Linked DNA regions of Homo sapiens: all the other regions are linked to region 1. A link is a contact called in ENCODE Hi-C or POLR2A ChIA-PET data. All regions are on one chromosome and are shown on one strand. The core of a region is the stretch at or near the end of the contact, and the rest is flanking DNA. Distances in the headings are between cores, read along the strand shown. Region 1 has its middle 18 kb from the start of SNORD28B. Region 2 overlaps ZDHHC14 (zDHHC palmitoyltransferase 14). Region 3 overlaps TIAM2 (TIAM Rac1 associated GEF 2).

Region 1 (2,700 bases), core at 201-2,700:
AGGGCAGAGGCAGCCATGCCAGCCAAGGATCGTGTGACTTGTGTTTCTTTACACACACTTCATGGATGTAACAAAAGTATGGTAGTCACACTGTGCTTCTGTCAATTGAATAAGGTGATTCTGAGGCACAGTCATGGAGGATTTGCCTGTATGAGTGTGCATTTGTGTACATATGTGTGTGCGTGCTTCCTTTTCCTGCAGTACTTCAACTGGACAGGATTGCATGCTCCAGAACTTTCTTTCAATATTCCCTTCACTTAGGGAATCTTTGCCCCATTCAGATAACAGACTGCAATCTGGGAAAATACTTCATGCCGCAGCATTAACACCAAAGAATGTATCAAAGGCTTCTCTTTTCTAGAATGGCACACTAACATCTTTTATTAGGTGCAGATGTTTTCTGCGCTTTAAACAAAATGAGCGACTACGTGTAGAAATTCAGCCTCCTTGACAGGGAGTTGGAGGTCTCCTCAGGTGCATTGTGTATGTATGTATGGTGGGACTGAGTGAGGGGGGCTCAGAAAGGATTTTTTTTTTGGGAAAGAGAGAGACGCTTCTTTGCTTCTGAAACTGTCAAACAGACCCAGGTTTCTCGTTCCACCTACATTGTGATCCCCAGGCCTCATCCTTCCTCCCTCTGGGCTAGCAGGAAGATTTAAGGAGGGGCATGGATCTGGGGGAGACGTAGCCGGAGGAAAGTGGGTCAGTAGGCTGAGAGGCAGGGGACGCATCTCGATTCCATTTCCTGGATTGTGCCCTTTGTCAGACTTGCCTACAGACAGAGGGCCTGTGTGTTCCAATTTTGCAGAATTACCTTCCCTGGTTGGAACCCAATCCCCCAACCTCAAGCTCTGCAGACATCTTCCCTGATCAATGTCCTGTCCTCTTTTCTCTGTCAAGTTGTTCCTCCTTCCCGAGCTCTATTGTGATTTGGGGCACCTGAGGAATTAACTATTTCTCTCGTGTCTTTGCCTAACCACAGGTGAATGTCTCGACCCGCTTTTAAGCTGGCTCCGCCCTCTGGACGCGTTCTTTTAAAGGTGGGAGCTCCGACGGAGGGCCCTGATTCCGGCCTCGCTACCAGCTGGGCTGTGTGGGGGAGCGAGGCCTAATAACCCAGGGGGCGCTGGGCGGGAACGGCGTGGATCCCTCGGCCTCGCACACCTGGCTCCTAGTCCTCTCGGCCGGGCCGGTGATCCTCTGGTCGGGGGTGGGGGTGGGGGGGGCTTGCGGCAGCTCACACCTGAGGCCGTTACAAAAGGCCTGCAGCTTAACTCGCTGCAGCTCGGGGGGATGGATTGCCTACTAACTGCAGGCGCCGTGGTGCGCCGAGAAAACAGCGAAAACTGGGCCAGCGGAGGCGGGTGGGCCTCCTTGGAGGAGCGCACCTGGGGTGCGGGAGCGCCTCCTGGCAGCCTTGGCCTCGCCTCCCACGCGTGGACGCGCAGGGCCCAGGACACCGCAGCCGCCTACTCCTTTCTGCAGCCCCGGGGTCTGAAGGTAGTTACGAAGGAAATCTTTTGTAAAATGTTCCTTTTTCCTCCTCTACATTTTCTTTCTCTGTCCCTCAGTAATCCCGGTTCAGGGGTTAGCGTCCCTCACTAATCCCTGGATTTAAAAAACATTCTCCTTTTACACCCAAGCTTCAATTGGTAGAACAGAGAGACAACTGACGTCGCTTTTGTTTTGCCAGCTTTTGTTTCCGGTGCATCAGAAACTTTTTGCACCTGAGACATTATGAGATTGTGCCCCAGCCGGTTTCTAAATTATTTCTAGGTGAAAAAATTTTGCAACCTACCTTTGCAGTAAGAATTCCCCCTACCCCTCCTTTAGAGAAAGTACTTGACAGTGAATAACATCCTATATTTATAGACCAATGATTGCTACATTTCATACCGTGTAGGTTTCCTTCTGAAACCTCAATCACATTTGGTTACTGTGGTAGGGGTTTAAATGTAGCAACTAATGGGCTGTGGCAGCAGGCATTTCCCTACCTCTCCTTTTATTGAACCTTTAAGTGGCAACTGTGCTTCTCTGGGTAAGAGCAAGGCTTTGAGATTGCGTTCCATGGGTTAGCTCGGTTCTTTAGCGAAGATTCAGAGATCCTGAATTGCATCAAGAGATGCATTTGTCGGTCTGGGTTTCAGATAAAAGCATGAAATCTCACTGACTTGCTGAACATTGTGGTTTTGAATCGGGGCTTTGGAGATGAAGCTGTGAAACCTCCCAAACCAAAGTTCCTAACAGAAATCACCAGCTGTGATTTACATATTGGCTTTGCCACAAAGTTTTAGTTCGACTCTGTTTCTGTTGTTATGGTGTCTTATGAATATTTTCTGATATTTAACCCAAAGCCCTCTTGCTGTTTCCAAACTGGTTACCTGAGATAACTGAGGCACTTGTGCTGCTGTTTGGACGGGATTACTTCATGTACTTAAAGGCTGGCCATACTGCAGACTAAATACATCTGGTATCACCCTCTACTAAGTTTTTAAAAAGTCTTTGCTGAATGAAATGCAAAAAGAAAATGCAAACAATGCTTGGGCTTTCCTTTTCTTTTCCAGGCTCTCTTTACAACTCTTGCAAAGATGTCAAGACATATTTCAGTATTCCACCAGCGAGGTTACAGTTTTATTAGTGATGGCCTTGGTTCACACCATAAATGTGAATTTACCATTTTCTGTTGGCTTGACTGACCTG
Region 2 (2,700 bases), core at 11-2,510, 1.2 Mb before region 1:
CCAGAATCTGTATTTTTTAATAATTTAAGTGTGCAGACAAATCATACTCATGGCAGATCTTAAACTTGGCTGATGATCGGGATCATCTAGGGCAGTGGTTCTCAACCAGGGCGATTTGCCTCCCGGGGGAAATCTGAAACCATCTAGAGATGTTTGTAGTTGTCATGAGTGGGAGGGAGTGTCACAAGTGGGACCTAGTGGGTGGTGGCCAGGGGTGTTGCTAAATGTCCTACAATGTGCAGGACAGCCCCTCCCAACAAAGAACGTTCCAGCCCCAGATATCAAGAGTGCTGAGGCTGAGAGGCCCTGCCCTAGGGTCTTGCTACTCAAAGTGTGGGCCATGGACTGGCAGTATTGGCATCACCAGGAAGCTTATTAGAAATGAATCATCTCAGCGTCTCCTCCCAGCCCCGACCCTGCTGAGCCAGAATCTGCATTTTCAAAGATTCCCCACACACCCTCCCACCCTGAATTTGGATTTGGATGCACGTGAAAATCTGAGGAGCCTTGCCGTAGGTGCACACACTTATTAGCAGGCAGGACAAAATTAACAGCAAGTCAGCCAACTAGTTAGCTAAGCTTGGTGAAGTCCCCGCCCCAAGCACCATTCACGAAAGGTTTACTTACCTAGCAGGCTCAAAAAAAAAAAAAAAAAAAAATACAGATTCCTCATTCCTGAAGATTCTTATCTGCAGGAGGGGCTAAGAATATGCATTTTTATAACAGCTCCCTGTGTACAGCTGAGAGAGACAGGTTTGTACACCATACAAGTAACAGCTGAACCCCAAGGCTGCATTTCAGTACCATTAGCTGGGGAATCTAAGCAGCTGGCTAAAAACACAGACAAAAGAGAAAGATGCAAGCCACTTACGAAGATGCTCCCGTCACCCAAAGAGCTGATATTATCTAGTTAATTATGGAAGGTCTGCCCAGTAAAACAGCCAGGCCAGGTGTTTAAACTGTTTGTTTTTGTTGTTATTTATAGCATCGTGAGTTTCCGTTCAAAGAAACTTTTACAAAGAACCTCAGTATACAAAACAGATGAGAGTGAAGCAGCTCTGGTTTATGGGGACACCCAACATGTCTGTCCCTTGCCTGGGCTCCAGGAGGCACAGTTTGAAAAACATCATGACAGACAATAGCTGTGGTCTAGAGTGCATGCTGATTTTAGGTGAGAAAGACCCTAATAAAGTACGTTTCATTCAAGGAATGCTCTCGTGCACATAGGCATGCTCTCATGAAGTTGAAGTGGCTATTTGCTTGAACTTTAACGTGAATGCGGAGTGGCAAACATCAATGTTCAAAAATGATTCCATGAATAGAAACACAAATATTCCTACAAATTGTTTTGAAAATATAAGTTCCAGAAAATGGAAACATAGAATGGCCCCAGTAAAGAGTATGATTCTTTGATCTGGTGGAGAAAACAGACTTCAGCTTCTCCATTTTTAAACCATGACAATCTCAGTTCCTGCAGTTCAGGGACATTGTAATTCATGCAAAGACCTTGAACTGTCAGATGCTATGATGTTCACAGCTATCAAAAGCTCTTTTTTCAGGGGCTGCCCAGACTCAGAAGGGCAATATAGATGTATGTGTGTGTGTATATATATATATATGTGTGTGTGTGTGTATATATATGTGTGTGTGTGTGTATATATATATGTGTGTGTGTGTGTGTATGTATATACATATATATATCACTAATTAGTACAATTAAAAACAATAAAAAGAAAGTGTTTAGTAGCTGCGACCTTTTTAGTTTAACTGAGTTAATCCAATACATGCTCATAACAAAATGAAAATTAATGACTACCTTATATTTTCCATACTATTTTTTTCCACATGGATGCCAAAGCCTTGCCCTTGAAAGGAAAAGAAAGTGGCTTTGTCCTTGCAAAGTTTTAATTTCCCTCAAATTGTGTCAAAGTTCTCTGAGTATATACACAAAACCGCTGTGCTGCGTAAGTGAAGATCAGTTCTTCCACTGAAAGCCAAAGCTAGAAATATTTGTGTGTTTCCACTTTGTGGTACATAATTTCTGCATTGTCAGAAATGGGTAAATATTGTACAGTGATAGAGATCAATTTGGGTTGTCAGTGTTTGCATTATTGTAAGACAAGTAGACAAGAACAAAGGTAAAAAGTGGACACTGGATACCACGCTATGGCAGGGCCAGGCTTCACCATTATCACCAGGAAAATCAGACAGGCTTTTATTGAAGTTTGAGTGGCATTAATATTGAGAGCATTAGCAAAAGACCTGAATGCAAGGGCTGGTTTATCACTCATTCTACACCGGACTGGTGCAAGATTTTATCTTTAGCATTGAAGAAAAGAGAATTAGGATTACCAGTACAGAAGCAGGGGATGCTATTTATAAGTACACTATACTTTAAAGAATAAAAATGCCCATCTATTATGGTCCTAAGCTCTTTTCTTTTTTGCCTCTAATCAACACAGATTGGATAAAATGAATAAAAATCTTCATTAAGGTTAACAAATATAAACCAATATATATACAAGCTTTAAAAGTATTTTTATATATTTAATGACACAAACAGTTGGAAACTACAAAGAAGACAATGTCTCCTTTGAAACAGAAAAATATAACCACAAAACTCTAGAAATAAAGCTAACAAAAAAATGGTAGGTAGCTTCCGTGTGAAGAAAAAAACAATACAACAATATAGAGACTTGA
Region 3 (2,700 bases), core at 100-2,599, 1.2 Mb after region 1:
TATATATATATATATATATATATTTCCAACTAGCCTCTTCAAGGTTTCCTGGTCCTGAGAATGCAAATGGAGACAGAAAAAATACAATAATAGCAAGGCAATCCAGGTCAAATCTCAGCCTTGTTAGGGGCTGTTATCTAGTGCCTCTGCACTTCTGTTCCTTCACCTTCAAAAGAGGTTAAAAACGCCAGCCTCGTGGGGTGGTTAGGAGACTGATGGGAGGAATTGCATTTGAAAGACATAAATTGTAAAGATTTTTTTTGGAAGCTGAGGCTGGATCAGGGCATTATACTGTACTGGGAGTAGCTACTGCATTTCAGCGATGGCCACTATAAAGAACTTCCTGAGAATCATCCTTTGTTCCAAAGCCCTGGGCCACTGTTCTGGCCACTGCTGCTCAGATCACCTTGCAGTCAGCTCCAACTGGCCATCACGACACGGGAACATCACTGGGCTGCAGCCACAGTCACTCCAGACTGACTAGTGAACGTCTGCAAATCACTTTAGCTCTCCTTGGAGGGCATTCCACAGAAGTATTTATTATTATTATTATTACATCAATGGTCCTGAAACCACATGTCAAATTACTTATGCTCAGTATGCAGCAAGGAGAAAAAATTGAAACTCCGTGTGTTCTCACAGCAGATGCTTTTGGATCAAATGGCTTGTAATTACTACTTGGATCACTGAAGGGAAGTGAGTAGCAAAATCACAATCTGGCTGTCACAAATGGGCCCAAACCACCACAGTGGCTGATAAAAGGAAAGTCTATTTGCAAGGGAGATGAGGAGAAAACACAAAAGGGAGTTGCACGCTCCCAGTTTTCTTAACAACAGTAAAATGTCATAGAAGAGAAAGTGTTTATTTCCTTCTTGGACTGAGGCCCACACATCGGTTGATATGAAAGAAAAACAAAGATGGATCTAGCTAGCTCGCTAGCTGTATGCATATATATATGCTATGTAGGGTTGTGTATTAATATTCTCTCTAAACAGATTACCATACTGTGGTGAAGAGTAAGCTGTTTCATTCATATTTTCCATTTAAGAAAACAATATTAGGGGGTTTGTTTTGGTTTTGGGGTTTTTTGGGGTTTTTTAGGTTTTTTTTTCAGTTTACAGCTCATGACTAAGATGACAATACTGCATTCACTCACTGCCACAGAAAGTTGGAATACCCCAAGCCAATTTTCCAGAAGAAGGGGCCAAGGCCCAGGGGCTGTCACAATTTCTGCAATGAAGCTTCTGGGGTTGCCGCCATCTGAGCCTTAGTGGGGACTTTGTTGTCACAATCTCCATGACAAACACCTCCCTTCAAAGGCCGTGTAAGACTCACTATTACTCATCCAGACGTTCGTTATGAAAAGCTTTCATTTTTGGCAAGCCAAAGTGTCCTCTAAAAAAATGTTCAAGTAAGACTGGCTTTATTCCAGACTTAACAGATTTTGAATTAGGGTGACTCACTGTTGGGCTGTTATATGATGCATCAATTAGAGTGAAATAGTTTAAAATGCACACGGCCCCTCCCTCACAACAGCCTTTCTGTGTTATAGAAATGGGCGTAATGTACTTATTGTATAAAAATAGGTTTGTGCAGGTTACAAGTATTCTCCAAGAATGATTAGCAGATGAAAAGTAGCAAAATGAAATATTAATTATTTAGCCAGCTCAGGCAGAATTTTAAGTCCCAGAGATATAAAAAAACAAATTACACCCTTAGTTCTATCTGCCATTCTATCTGAATCTAGTTATCTGGGTACGATAGCACAGAAATTACAGAGGCTGCATTAAAATTGTCCTATAAATGAAAGGAATTTCTTCAGTATCCCTACATCACAAGTAATGCTTAGCTAAAACAAATAGGAGTAAAACAAATGCAGAAATCATAGTTTCTTCTCACTCCTTAGAGCATCGATGGGACCTGTTGATTTGAGCCCATCTTAAGCACTAAGCTTAAATTCTCACTGTAAGTGGCTACATCAGCAAAATTTATTTTCAAAGTCCAACATAAACTCTGTTAATAGGAAGTGTACTGATGCTATAGTTTCATAACTTTCTTTTTTCAGGGATGGGGTCTTACTCTGCCACCCAGGTCAGAGTGCAGTGGTGCGATCTTGGCTCACTGCAACCTCTGCCTCCCAGGCTCAAGCAATCCTCCCACCTCAGCCTCCGAGGAGCAAGCCACTACACTCGGATAATTTTTTGCATTTTTGATAGAGACAGGGTTTCACCATGTTGCCCAGGCTAGTCTCAAATGATCCACCTGACTCAGCCTCCCAAAATTCTGGGATTACAGGCACGAGCCACCATGCCAGGCCTCTTAACTTTCAAAGTAAGAATTTTACATTGTTATATAATGCTGGAAGAGATAGGACCCTAAAATTATGGGCCTTTATTACAAATCAGTCATCCTCAGCCATTAAATGACTACATCTAATAGAAATAGGGCATATATAAACTATATCGATTACAAGCTTTCCTGGGAGCCATGACATACGCACTTGACAGAGTGGCTAACAGTAAGAGATGGTAAGTGCAGAGTAAGAACTGGCTGGGTGCAGTGGCTCACGCCTGTAATCTCGGCACTTTGGGAGACTGAGGTGGGTGGATCGCGACGTCAGGAGTTCAAGACCAGCCTGGCCAACATAGTGAAACCCCATCTCTACTAAAAATACAAAAATTAGCCAGCCTTGGTGGCAGG

The links. Hi-C counts contacts between places; a loop is a spot of excess contacts on that map. ChIA-PET counts read pairs that join two places held with the same protein, here RNA polymerase II (POLR2A). Pooled maps may share reads with other maps.
Region 2: a pooled map shows a loop between it and region 1 (7-fold over the local background). The contact joins two enhancer-like sites. A Hi-C loop is called at or near these places in 6 of 37 single-sample maps with no recorded cell type and 6 of 50 pooled maps.
Region 3: a loop to region 1 is called in a pooled map, with 7 times the contacts of the local background. The contact joins two enhancer-like sites. A Hi-C loop is called at or near these places in 2 of 37 single-sample maps with no recorded cell type and 7 of 50 pooled maps. POLR2A ChIA-PET finds 5 or more read pairs at or near these places in 1 of 52 experiments (Panc1).

The regions. Positions count from the first base shown.
Region 1 is chr6:156,395,706-156,398,405 of GRCh38, reverse strand. No RefSeq gene overlaps it. Among named protein-coding and RNA genes, the nearest start is that of SNORD28B, 18 kb to the right of the region's middle. RefSeq lists enhancers at 841-1,370, 1,371-1,901 and a silencer at 2,183-2,232. Within about 2 kb of position 1,450, at least 6 of the 41 ENCODE cell types and tissues checked have a DNase peak (open chromatin) inside an H3K27ac peak, as active enhancers do.
Region 2 is chr6:157,569,736-157,572,435 of GRCh38, reverse strand. All of the region lies in intron 2 of ZDHHC14 (zDHHC palmitoyltransferase 14), which reads right to left. Among named protein-coding and RNA genes, the nearest start is that of MIR3692, 42 kb to the right of the region's middle. Within about 2 kb of position 1,260, at least 3 of the 41 ENCODE cell types and tissues checked have a DNase peak (open chromatin) inside an H3K27ac peak, as active enhancers do.
Region 3 is chr6:155,169,965-155,172,664 of GRCh38, reverse strand. All of the region lies in intron 9 of TIAM2 (TIAM Rac1 associated GEF 2), which reads right to left. Among named protein-coding and RNA genes, the nearest start is that of CLDN20, 93 kb to the left of the region's middle. RefSeq lists enhancers at 809-868, 899-1,318, 1,359-1,418. Within about 2 kb of position 1,349, at least 18 of the 41 ENCODE cell types and tissues checked have a DNase peak (open chromatin) inside an H3K27ac peak, as active enhancers do.